Linked DNA regions of Homo sapiens: region 2 is linked to region 1. The links are chromatin loops, found by intact Hi-C in ENCODE. Cell type or tissue: dorsolateral prefrontal cortex. All regions are shown on one strand. Each heading gives the region's core, and the rest is flanking DNA. Links, peaks and the distances in the headings are about the cores only.

Evidence for each region. Peaks named below come from ENCODE experiments on the same cell type or tissue, not always from the same donor. Only the 100,000 strongest peaks of a DNase experiment are listed, where the experiment ranks them.
Region 2: a loop joins it to region 1, with 3 times the contacts of the local background. A loop is called at or near these places in 2 of 110 quality-filtered maps.

What each region holds. Positions count from the first base shown.
Region 1 is chr18:37,563,730-37,569,096 of GRCh38, reverse strand. It overlaps CELF4 (CUGBP Elav-like family member 4), which reads left to right and starts at 3,299. Exons shown (of 13, transcript NM_020180.4): 1 at 3,299-3,741. The coding sequence starts at 3,456. It overlaps LOC124904288 (a long non-coding RNA gene), which reads right to left and starts at 2,820. Exons shown (of 2, transcript XR_007066345.1): 1 at 2,708-2,820; 2 at 2,409-2,518. RefSeq lists an enhancer at 3,252-3,755. In dorsolateral prefrontal cortex, for the core only: no CTCF peak of the experiment used is centred there; DNase peaks (open chromatin) are centred at 2,526, 2,836, 3,296, 4,136 and 2 weaker places; H3K4me3 peaks cover 5,000 bases; H3K27ac peaks cover 4,523 bases.
Region 2 is chr18:37,666,817-37,672,183 of GRCh38, reverse strand. No RefSeq gene overlaps it. Among named protein-coding and RNA genes, the nearest start is that of MIR4318, 12 kb to the right of the region's middle. RefSeq lists enhancers at 1,572-2,526, 2,527-3,483. In dorsolateral prefrontal cortex, for the core only: no CTCF peak of the experiment used is centred there; a DNase peak (open chromatin) is centred at 2,879; H3K27ac peaks cover 1,615 bases.

The DNA.
Region 1 (5,367 bases), core at 254-5,253:
CTTCTGCTGCTGTTTACACTGGGTAGCTCAGTTAGACAGGACTTAGTGTCCTGGGGCAGGAGCTGGGAGGGAGGACATTTCGCCATATATCTGTCAGAAAGATGAGAGGTAAGGGTTGTGCCACCTGCTAAGGTGAGATAACCCAAATCCAAAATAAGCCATCATCAGGTGGGAGAAGGGGGAGGGTGGGGATCTCTAAGGAAGGAGCAGCTCTCCACAGCTTTGAGTCCACGGATGAAGAGACACCAGGAGGGGCCGTGGTGCACAGGGCAGGGGAGCAGTCCTGGAGGGAACTGGCACTGCACAGAATGGAGGAGTCTTCATGGCATCTGAAATAGCCAGTGCCCCCTTTCATTAACAAGCCCACTCCCTGGCTCACTCCTGCCCAACGATTGCTATTATTTATGTATTGACTATTATTAATAATAACATGAGTAATTAACCCCCTGTGAATAATTTACTTGGACCTAGGGGTGCCTTGGGTGGTGGCAGGAAGAGGAGGGTGAACTTCAGTGACTCTCCCCTGAGCAGTTCCCTTCTTTTCCAGCTGCCCTTAGCTGGCCCCTTTCCCTTTCCGATGTCCGGGCTTTGCTTTCAGGGGTTGAGAGGCAAGGAGAGAAAAACAGACCTCGAGCAGGAATTTACTCTCCTAAACTCCCCTGTGATAGCAGAAAATACATGCCACTCAGCTGTAGGATCCTGGGTGCCATGCACCAGCACCACAGGATGATGTTGGAAGAGATATCTTGGACAGAGTTAATAGCCACTGCTGATGTGTCCTAGGGGACCAGAAGGAGGAGGTCTCAACCTGGTATGGACACACACATATATGCAGTGTGGATACACGCAGGGTCCGTGCAGAGACCCACGCTGCATCCACACAAGCAGGCACACACGGCCAAACCACACACACAAACTCTCCAAGTGCTTAGCAGGGACTTGCCCCCCTTATCAGGGCACTTCAAAGGCACACCAAATACACAACCACCACATGGCAAAGGCTCTATATGTGAGTTTCTGTTCGAGTCATCTACTTGGTCGATTCTTAGACCAGCATACAACACCGGATAACGTAAACCCGGTAAACCAAGTGACGAATTAACCATACTTACACCCGATTCCGGCAAGCAAAGGCAGGAGAAGCTAAAATGAAAGGATGAAGTTCCACAGTTCTAAAAATCATACTTGCTCTTTGGTTTGGGCCCGGGATCCTCAGAGAGAGGCGTCCTGAGCGGACTCGGGGCCTGGGGCTGCGAACCTCGGGCCTCCGGGCCTCCTCCGGCGCTGGAGAGCTCCGTATTGTGCTTGTACCAAATGGGGTTGGCCTGGGTTTGCAGGCAGCTGGGGTCTCATTTCTTTAATTAAAATTGCAGACATATCCTCTAGTAACGTAATGTAATCCGAGGGCAAGAAAAGAGAAACCCTGAAACCCGAAAGTGGCTAGCCGAGGGCCGGCGGGGGTTAGGCCAGCCGCTCAGCCCCGCCGCCCCAGCTCCCCAGCCCCGCAGCCCGCGGGGGAGCGGGCGCGTTATTTCAATTTGCCAGGCTTCTGAAGCGAAGAGGCTGCCCTGAAAAAGCAAACATGAGAGAGGACGGGGTGCAGGTAAATATCATTAACGTGAAAATCTGCTACCCCAGCCAAGTTCACCACCAGTATTCACCCCTACAGGCGGGGCCGCTCGGACCCTGCTCCCGGCTCCGCGCCTGCCACTCCCTTTCCCGCGCAGCCGAGATGCCAGCCCCAGTGGGCCTGGCGGGGAGTCCGGCGGGGTCCGGACCGGGCGGCTCGACCCCCGGTCCCCACGGCAGGAACGACTCAGCCTCGCACCTCGGGAGCTGTAGGTGCCGAAAACGAAACCCGCGGGGGCAGCGCACGCCGCGCGAGTCTCGGTCCGGCGGCAACCCAGATAGCGATTCAGGGGCTTTATTCTTTTGATGGTGATTAAAAAAATATATTCTATTTGAACCCGTAAAGCAGACGAGGGCAAATCAAGCCATCCCCCGCGCTGGCTCACCGGCCACCGCGCCCAGCGCCTTCCTCCCCCTCCGGCGGGCGAGCGGGCAGGGGCGCCCGACTCCTACCTTCCTCCCGCCAGCCACCGGGGGACCAGCCGCGCTCTCCGGGGCGGGGGAGGCCGCCCGGGACGGGGACCCCCACCTTCCGCCTTCGGAAGCGGGTTGGGGCGGGGGTCGGACCCCGAGTCTCTACTCCCCGTCCCTCTGCCCCCCGGCGCGGCCCGACAGCTCCCAGCCCCATCCTGGCAGGTGGCTTGGGTGGCGGTAGATGCCGGGCGGGAGGAAGATGTGGGGCTGCTCTGGCAGGTTGGGGGTGCGAGGAGGAAAAAAAAACAGAGAAAGACACACACAGAGAGACAGGGAGAGAGCGCGCGCGAGAGAGCTCTTGTCTATAGATTTATCCACATAATATATATTTATGTAGCTTTTTTTCTCTCGACACTGATGAATGCGCGCTCGGATCCCCGGGCGGACTCCCTCCAAGCCGGCTCGCTTTTCTAGTCTAAATAAATAAATAAAGCCAGATGGAAGAAAAAAGCGCCCATTCCACCTCCGCCGCCGCCCCGCCCGCCATCCCTGCCTTTGCTTCGCCCGCCTGGCGCCCTAATAGAGCATAGCTTGGTGGATAAAGCCCCCCTACATACCCACACGAAAATAAAAATCACTATTTTTAAAATACAAAAAGTTGCACCTGCTGCTATTACAAAAAGAACCCCCAAAAGGCAAAGAGAGGAGGCCGGCTGCCCGGCTCCTCACGGACACCCGCTCCCCGCGGCCGCCGGGCCCGGAATCTCAGCGCCTCCCGAAGAGCCATGCGCCTGGCGCTATTTATAGCCGGGGGCCGTCTCGGACTGTACCATCGCCACGGCGCGGGGCCGCCGACGGGGGAGGCGCGGTGGCCGCCGCCCCACGCCGCCCTGCCCCCGGCCGCCGCCCGCCGTGGCGCGGGCCCCCACAGCGCGCCCATTCCCGGCCCCCCGCGCCCTCCTCCGCGCGCGCACACTCGCCACCCCCACCCCTGGTCTGGCTGGGAACTTGAACCGGTCCAGCCTGTTTAAACGGAAAGGACAGAGATCCTGTCTGTTCAATGTAAAAAAAAAAAAAAAAAAAAAAAAAAGAAAAAAAGAAAAAAAAAATCAGATCAGACCGAGAGAGAGAGGAGAGAGGGAGAGAGAGAGGGAGAGAGAGAGGGAGAGAGAGAGGAGAGGGAGGGAGGGAGAGAGAGAGGGGGGAGAGCAGAGAGAGAGCGCGAGCGCGAGCGAGCGAGAGAAGAGGAGAAAGAGAGAGAGCAGAGAGCGAGCGGAGAGCGAGGTGTAGAGAAACCGAGGGGGAGAGAACCCGAGTGTGTGTATGCGTGTGCGTGTGTGAGCGCGAGCGAGCGAGAGAGAGGAGCGAGAGAGTGTGAGCGAGAAAGAATAAAAGGAAAGAAGATTTTCTCTATGTATATAAAGATGGCCACGTTAGCAAACGGACAGGCTGACAACGCAAGCCTCAGTACCAACGGGCTCGGCAGCAGCCCGGGCAGTGCCGGGCACATGAACGGATTAAGCCACAGCCCGGGGAACCCGTCGACCATTCCCATGAAGGACCACGATGCCATCAAGCTGTTCATTGGGCAGATCCCCCGCAACCTGGATGAGAAGGACCTCAAGCCCCTCTTCGAGGAGTTTGGCAAAATCTACGAGCTTACGGTTCTGAAGGACAGGTTCACAGGCATGCACAAAGGTGAGTACACCTTTCCCTCCCAACTTTGCCGGGGAGCAGGAGCGGGCTGGCGGGCCGACCGGCCGGCCGGCGACTGACGAGCGGCGGACTAAGCGAGAGGAAGCCTCGGGCGGGCGCGGTGGAGGGAGGCGCTCGGGCAGCGGAGACCAGAGCTGGGGTGCGTGGGGAGCTGTTCGCTGGGGCAAGACTGGGTTTTGGGCGAGGTGCTGATAGGAACGATGCCATGGAGAGAGCAGCGGGCGCCGATGAAGAGAAAGAGAGAGGGGATCGAGGAGACGGGGCTTGGATTTTTGGGTACAGCGACCTGAAAGATGGGGATGGGGAAGGCTGCACCGGTCGAGCCCAGGACGCTGAGCGGACGGACTCGCGGGCTCCTGGCCGGCCGAGGACCGAGGGTGCTGTCCATCGCCGTGGTGCTGAAAATACTAAAGGAGGTGGTCTCCTCATCCTTTGCTCCGGGCTAGAGTAGCAGGAGCGCAGCCGTCTAAAAGGGAGAGAGGTGACAAATTCAAAGAGAAATTTTTATTTAAATGTAACAGTAAACTCTCCCTGTCGAGCTGTGTGCCTCAATAATCTGATTGTGGTGTGAATGGTGGTGTGTGTTGGGGGTGGGGGGGTTGGATGTTTGAAGGAACCAGTGATAAAACCTAAGGCAAGAATTAGCAAGGAACCAGCCATCCCCTGGGTGGAGTGGGGGGTCTGGCAAGCCTGGATAGTCCCCTTCCCAGGAAAGCGGGGCTTTGGGAAAAAAATATGTGTGTGCGAGATTTGCATTTTGAAAGGTGTACCCTAATTTATCCCAAACTCACCATGCAGAGAGCTTTATAGTACATTATTTCTCCCTTGAAGCGATCATTGCCAGTGAGTGCTTGGGGGAGGGGGAGACAGAATAATCAAAGAATTAAAACACAGCAACTTTTTAGGAAAGTGGTCATGGGAATTGTCCGCAGCCTGCCTGTTTTCTCCTTGTTTTATTATCTTTAAAGCAGAGCCCCAAACGTGTTCAGTTGTAGAATGTGTGTGGGTGGCTGGTGGGTGACGAAATTAGCCCAGTGCTCCGCTTCCTAACAGTAATATATAGGATGTGCAGCGGGAATGAATCGGTGCTGGATCTATGTGGGCAAGTTAAATGCTTTCTGAGAGAGATTGATCGCCAGGCAGGGAAGGAGCACGGGGCTAAGGAAGTTGTAGGGGATGTGTATGGATGTTCCGTTTTTAATAAACAGTAGTGTGGAGAGCCGCCGAAGATGCTGTTACAGCTGGTGGTTTTAAAGATGAAAACACACGCACACCCACCCCCACATAGAGAGCAGCCTCATCCTTGGCCACAAATGGGCTATGGACACAGCTGATCCTCCAGCACATTAGGTGCAGAGCGCAGAGCTGTCTGGCTCTCTAAGCAGCAGCGATTTTCACTATCACAACCACCCTCTTTCTCCAGCCCTCCCTTCGTTCGAATACTAAACAGAGCTCCAAACTCTTCATAGTTGGAGTCCCAGAGAGCAGTTTTTATTGGCTTTAGTATCTTCCAGCTTGCCTGCTGAGGAGTAAATCTTAAAGTTAATGGCATGTTGAGTAACACAAAAACACAGCAGAATGGAAATATACTGGGTTTGTTGGGGTGGG
Region 2 (5,367 bases), core at 162-5,161, 100 kb before region 1:
GGTTACTCAGAGACACAGATACCCCACCCAGGACATCTGTGCTGGAAGAGGACTGAGGAGTCAGCTCATCAAACACCTCCATTTTATAAATGAGAAGAGTGAGGCCCTGCAAGATCACTGACTAGTCAAGGCCACTCCAGGACTCAGACTTATTGGATGCCCGTTTCCAAAACTCTCCTTTCAGAGACTTCGTCTGCCTTCTATGAGAAGGACATGACCTCTGGTAGAGGCCCAGGCATTTCACTGTGAGCCAGGAGAGTTGGCCCACAGCTATGGACACAGGCAGAGTAACTGAACACCCAGCCAACGAACTTCAGAGGGACTAGGAGGAGGAGCATCTATAAAACCATCCCTTCAGCAGCCTGCCTCAGTGCATGAACTTCTGAAACAGGAGTTCCCTTATCCCCCACAGGACATGAGACAGGGGTGTGGCTCACTTCTTCAGTGCCCCATTGCTCAAACCCCTAGGGGGAGCAGGCAGAGGGCAGGTCGTGGGGAGCGTTTTTGGGCTCTGACCCCATGGCAGCATCTCGGGTTGAGGGTTTACAGCTCCTGAAGCCCCAGTGGGTGTGTTACAGTGCGCTTCTTCAGTTTTGCCATCTGCAGGCTATTTGTGTTAATCAGCTCAGTTAGACCCTCTGCCTTATCGTGAGGATAGAGGGCTTTCTGTATTCCAGGTTCTTGTCTTAGTGTACTGGAAAAATCAGATCACACATGGGCTTGGAGGATGGATGCAAGGTTTTACAGAGTGGAGGTAGCTCTCAGAGAGGTGGATGGGGAGGCCAGAAGGGGGATGGAGTGGGAAGGTGGTCTTCCCTCCGAGTCGGGCCGCCCAGCGGCCGGTCTCTCCTCCTACCGAGTTCCCCTTGGCATCCGCATCGTTCCGCAGTCCATGGCCTGCCAATGTCTCCTGGTATGTTCTTTTGCTGGTGTGTTCCTCTCGACGTTCAGCTACTTGTGTGCGTGCCCGCTAGGGTCTCGGGGTTTTTACAGCCACAGGATGGGGTGCATGGCAGGCCAGAGTGGTCTTGGAAAATGCAACATTTGGGTGAAAAAAACTCAGGAGTTCCTATCCTCACTTAGGTCCATGGGCACGAGCTCGAGGGTGGCACCCTCGCCAGGGACCCCGCCCATCTCTACCCAGCACTTCCCTGCCCCCCACCTGCATCACTTCCACTATTAGGTATCCAGTTCCATGGATTATGGCATGAAGGACTATGGTCCAAATGTAAAAAGACCACACAGGATCACTGATATCGGGAGCAATTCGTAGCCATCAATACCCTGAGTAACTTAATCAAATGATCACTGGCAGAGGGGAGGACGCTAAAGAGACGGAACACAGAACAGGTGTGTTTTAACAAAAAGAAAAGGGAAGAAGGTGGTACCTGGCCTGAAACAGGGCTCTGACTAAGGAATGCTTAGTCTAAGCTCTGACTCCTCACTCTGGAGGCTAGCCTTGGAAACCTGGGACCCAGAGGAAGGGAAAAGTGATGAAGATATATGGATAGAGAAACATACTGCACCAAGTAGTGAAAACCGATGCAAGCTAGCTTAGTATTACATTTTTAAAATTTTTAAAGAATGTATTGGCTTGTGAAACCCAAAGGTCGGAAGGCGCTCTGGCCTCAGGCCCAGCCGTTTCTCTTACCTGCCTGGCTCTGATTTGCCCTGGGCTGGCTGCATTCTCCTCAAGGACAGCAAGCACAGTCCAGAGCTGCCCCAGGCTCACGGGCCAGCGGCTTGGCCCCTCCCAGCCTAAGGAGAGCTCCTTCTTTCCGAAGTGCAAGGCTGGCCTCTGACTGGCCATCCTAAGATCATGTGCCCTGCTTTAACTAATCCTTGTGCTCTGATTGGCCAGGTCTAGATCACGAGCTTTCTAGAGCGCCATTAGACTGACAACCACAACTTTCAATAAGGAGGCTGGTTTCGTCAGATCAGAGCCAATCACACTCCTACCTCCGAAGCTGCCGCACAGTGGGGGTCGCGGGAGGCCAGCCACTCTCTCAGGTGCTCCAGGGCCTTGGCCCTCATGGAAGGGTGGGGACTGCTGGAGGGAACCCAGGCCCTCCAACGCTGAACAATACTGTTTCCTCTGGAAGGGAGCTGTCAAAAACGCCATCTCAACTCGCGTCATTCTCTAGTTGTCTGTTATGTGCCGACCGCCTCCTCCCGTGTGAATTTTAGCTCTGTGAAGTCAGAGACTCCGAATGTTTTCTTGCTTGCGGAATCCCCAGCACTTGGCACACGGTACAGGCTCAGTAAATGTGTACGTGTGCACGACTGAAGCCTAGAGTGCGCCTGGGGATGCCCTGTGAGTCTCACGTCTGCTCAGGGTGGCATTCCCACTGCCCTCCGGGGCCCAGAGACAAGCTCGGAGCAACGGCGAGCAGTCACCCCTTCCCCTGGGCCACCTGCGCACACGGGAAACGTGCCAGGAGTAGCGCCTGCCTCTCCGTCTGTAGGTACTGCGGGGTCCTGCATTCCCTACCCCTGCAAAGGCCTGCTGACGCTTTGCTGAGGTTAAGCCGTGGAGGTGTGATGCCCCTAAACCGGAGAATAGCTGAGGGCAGCTGCACGTGAGGGGTTAAGGGCCTGTGTGGGTGTGCGTGAGGGCAGTAGAAGGCCAGAGCAAGGATTCTGGGAGCTGCATGGAAGGAGGTTCTGCTGGTGCGAGGAGAGAGCAGAACAGGAAGGGGAAATGGCAAATGGCCTAAGCAACGCTCTGCTCCCAGATCGTTCACTCCCTCTGTCTCTGGGAGGCAACAAGGGGATGAGGAAAGGTTGCTGCCGTTGTCTTCTTTTCTGCACAGTCACCTGTAATCAAGGGCTCCATCAGACTTCCTGTCCCTGCGTGGTAGCTGCTTGACACAGTGAGAACCTCAGCTCCAGACTGGAGTTGCCTAGCAACTCGGAATCCTGAAAAGAAAGCAAGAAAATAGAGGAGCCAGACAGAAAGGGCAGAGGGAAGTGGGCCTGGCAGAGGAAGGAATTAATCAGGAACAAACAGCCTTAAGCACAGGCTCAAAGCACAGGGCAGCTTCACAAGTCCTTAGGACCTCTCCACCCCAGCCTCTTGCTGGCTTCTCACCCTCTATTAGGTGCCTGCCAGTCTCCACTGGGGATACTTCCTGTCAAACTGCTTACCTCCCTTTAAAATGCAAATCATCTGGAGAGGGTTGTCCCATTTCGGTGTGGGAAGAGCTTATCAGACCCTTTGGGGAGGAGAGAAGAGGAAATGGGAAATGCTTCTAATCCCATTCTAATCCATCCTGTGTGTTTTACTCTATTCTATAGCAATTTGGTCCGTTTCATTCTTCTCCATTCTAAGTCTGTCCACTGGTGCAGGGCAAAGATGTCAGACTTGGGTGTTTGGCAGCCACCTGTGTGGCACTCAGTGAGCTGCTTACTTTAGGGAGCCTCTCAGTTCTGTCCAAAATAATCCCAAGTCATGGATTGTTGTGAAACCCATTAAGCAAAATCCTGCAATTGAGAATATCTGGCACAATATTTGACACGTAGATGGCACACAGTACATGCTAGTTTCCCCTACTGAAGAGTGGAGTCATAATGTCATAGTCATTGGGACCCCTGGGGTCTGTGTAGCCCTCCCACTTTGGTGCAAATTAACCAGAATCTAAATTTTGGAGGTGAAATTTAGTCTTGGAACCCAAAAGTGACTTCAGTCCTTGCTCTTAAGGAACACTCTGTGGGCAAGGCTGAACCCCAGCTGCCAGGAGAGTCAGAGAATAGGCAGTGGCACAATGTTCTCTCCTGAATTAATCAGTTGTTCCATTGTCTTTATTTTTCCAGCACCACTGGGACTATTCTTGCATCGGTTGCCTTTGATGGGTCCTTTCGGTGAACCTATGGTGGTGCTTCTGGTGCATCTCGCTGTCATCATGGCTGCAGGAGTCAGGGCTGGGGTTAAGAATTTGTCTGGAATTGGGTTTGCCATTTTCCAGGTTGGGGGTCAGGCCTCTGGACAAAACCAGGGCTTAAAATTTCACTGGCAAATGGAATTAATGTACAAACTAACAACGTTGTGTTTATCCAACCATCTATCCTGTACTTACTGAGTTGGGCCTAGCACTGCACTAAATGGAGAGATCACATGGAAGAGAGGATGCAGCCAGAAACAGCCTGAGTTTTCTGCCCAATAAGAGAACACTGGAGAATAGCACATTATTCAAATTCAAACAGAACAATTCCTTTTGTCAGGGCAGGAATAGTGCAGAGGAAATGGAGATGGCCTGGTCAAGACAGAGGTCTCCTGAGGCAGAGGGAACTTTTTGAAGCTCCTCTTCCTTACCCAAACTGGTGAAAACAGTTTGCAAAAGGTAATATGATCTTTTCTAACTTCCACATTTCTGGACCCAGCTGAACCCTGGAAAACAAGCATACCTAAGAATAGAAAGAAAAGGTACAGGCAAGCAAGGACCCCCAAAGCTTGAAGTATAATTAGAGCTGGTGGAGAATTAACAGGAGAGGAAAGAAGAGGGAACACGAATGCCCCAGTGTCATTTCTACAACTACCTGTGTGGGTGTTTGATGAACAGTGTCATACAGCATCTTGGCCTTGAGTCTTCATTTATTCACTGGTCTCAAGTTAGAGCAGTTCTGTCCTCTATGTTGCCAAGGCATGTGTGATTTTTGAGTGTTCATGTGTGCCTGCATGCATGATGTGTTGGGGTGGACATCTGTGTGCTTGTTAAGGGAATGAAGGGACATCTACAGTGCAGGCAGGTAGAGTCTGAATTGTGTGGATGTGTAATATTGTGTGGATTCATGATGGAAAACACCCTGATATTAAAACAAGAACTGGCTTGAAAGCCAGAAGTTTCTGGGACCTTTAGAAATGTCCAACAGTTTTGTTTCTTTTGGTGCTTCTGTCCAACTGTATTCCTGAGACAAGTCTTTAAGCAGAGAGATGGTCTGAGATAAGAGCTTTTCTGAGCTGCCCAGAGTCGTCCTGGTGATTATCAGAGCTACCCACACCATGGCTGTGGTTAGATTCCATATTTACCTCAAGTGGGATGGTCTCATCTATCCATGGGTGACCTACTTTCAGGGCAAGGCAGAAAACAAGGGCATCAGAAGTTGGCTCTCTGATGGTTAATTCCTAAGGAAAGATGCTGCCAAGGGGAGGAACCCTGTGGGCCATCCCTCCCTGCCCTTTATTTCTGTCCTACTCAGGAAGTTTCTTAATACCCCCAGTGTATGGCTTTTCATGTCCATTCTTGGCCTTTGTCTGTGCTATGCCCTCCACCAGGAATGTTCTCCTCTGTCCTTCTCTGTCTGTCCAAACCTCTGCATCCTGCTAGGCTCACACTGCACACTCTCTCCACTTCTGCTCCTGGACTGTCT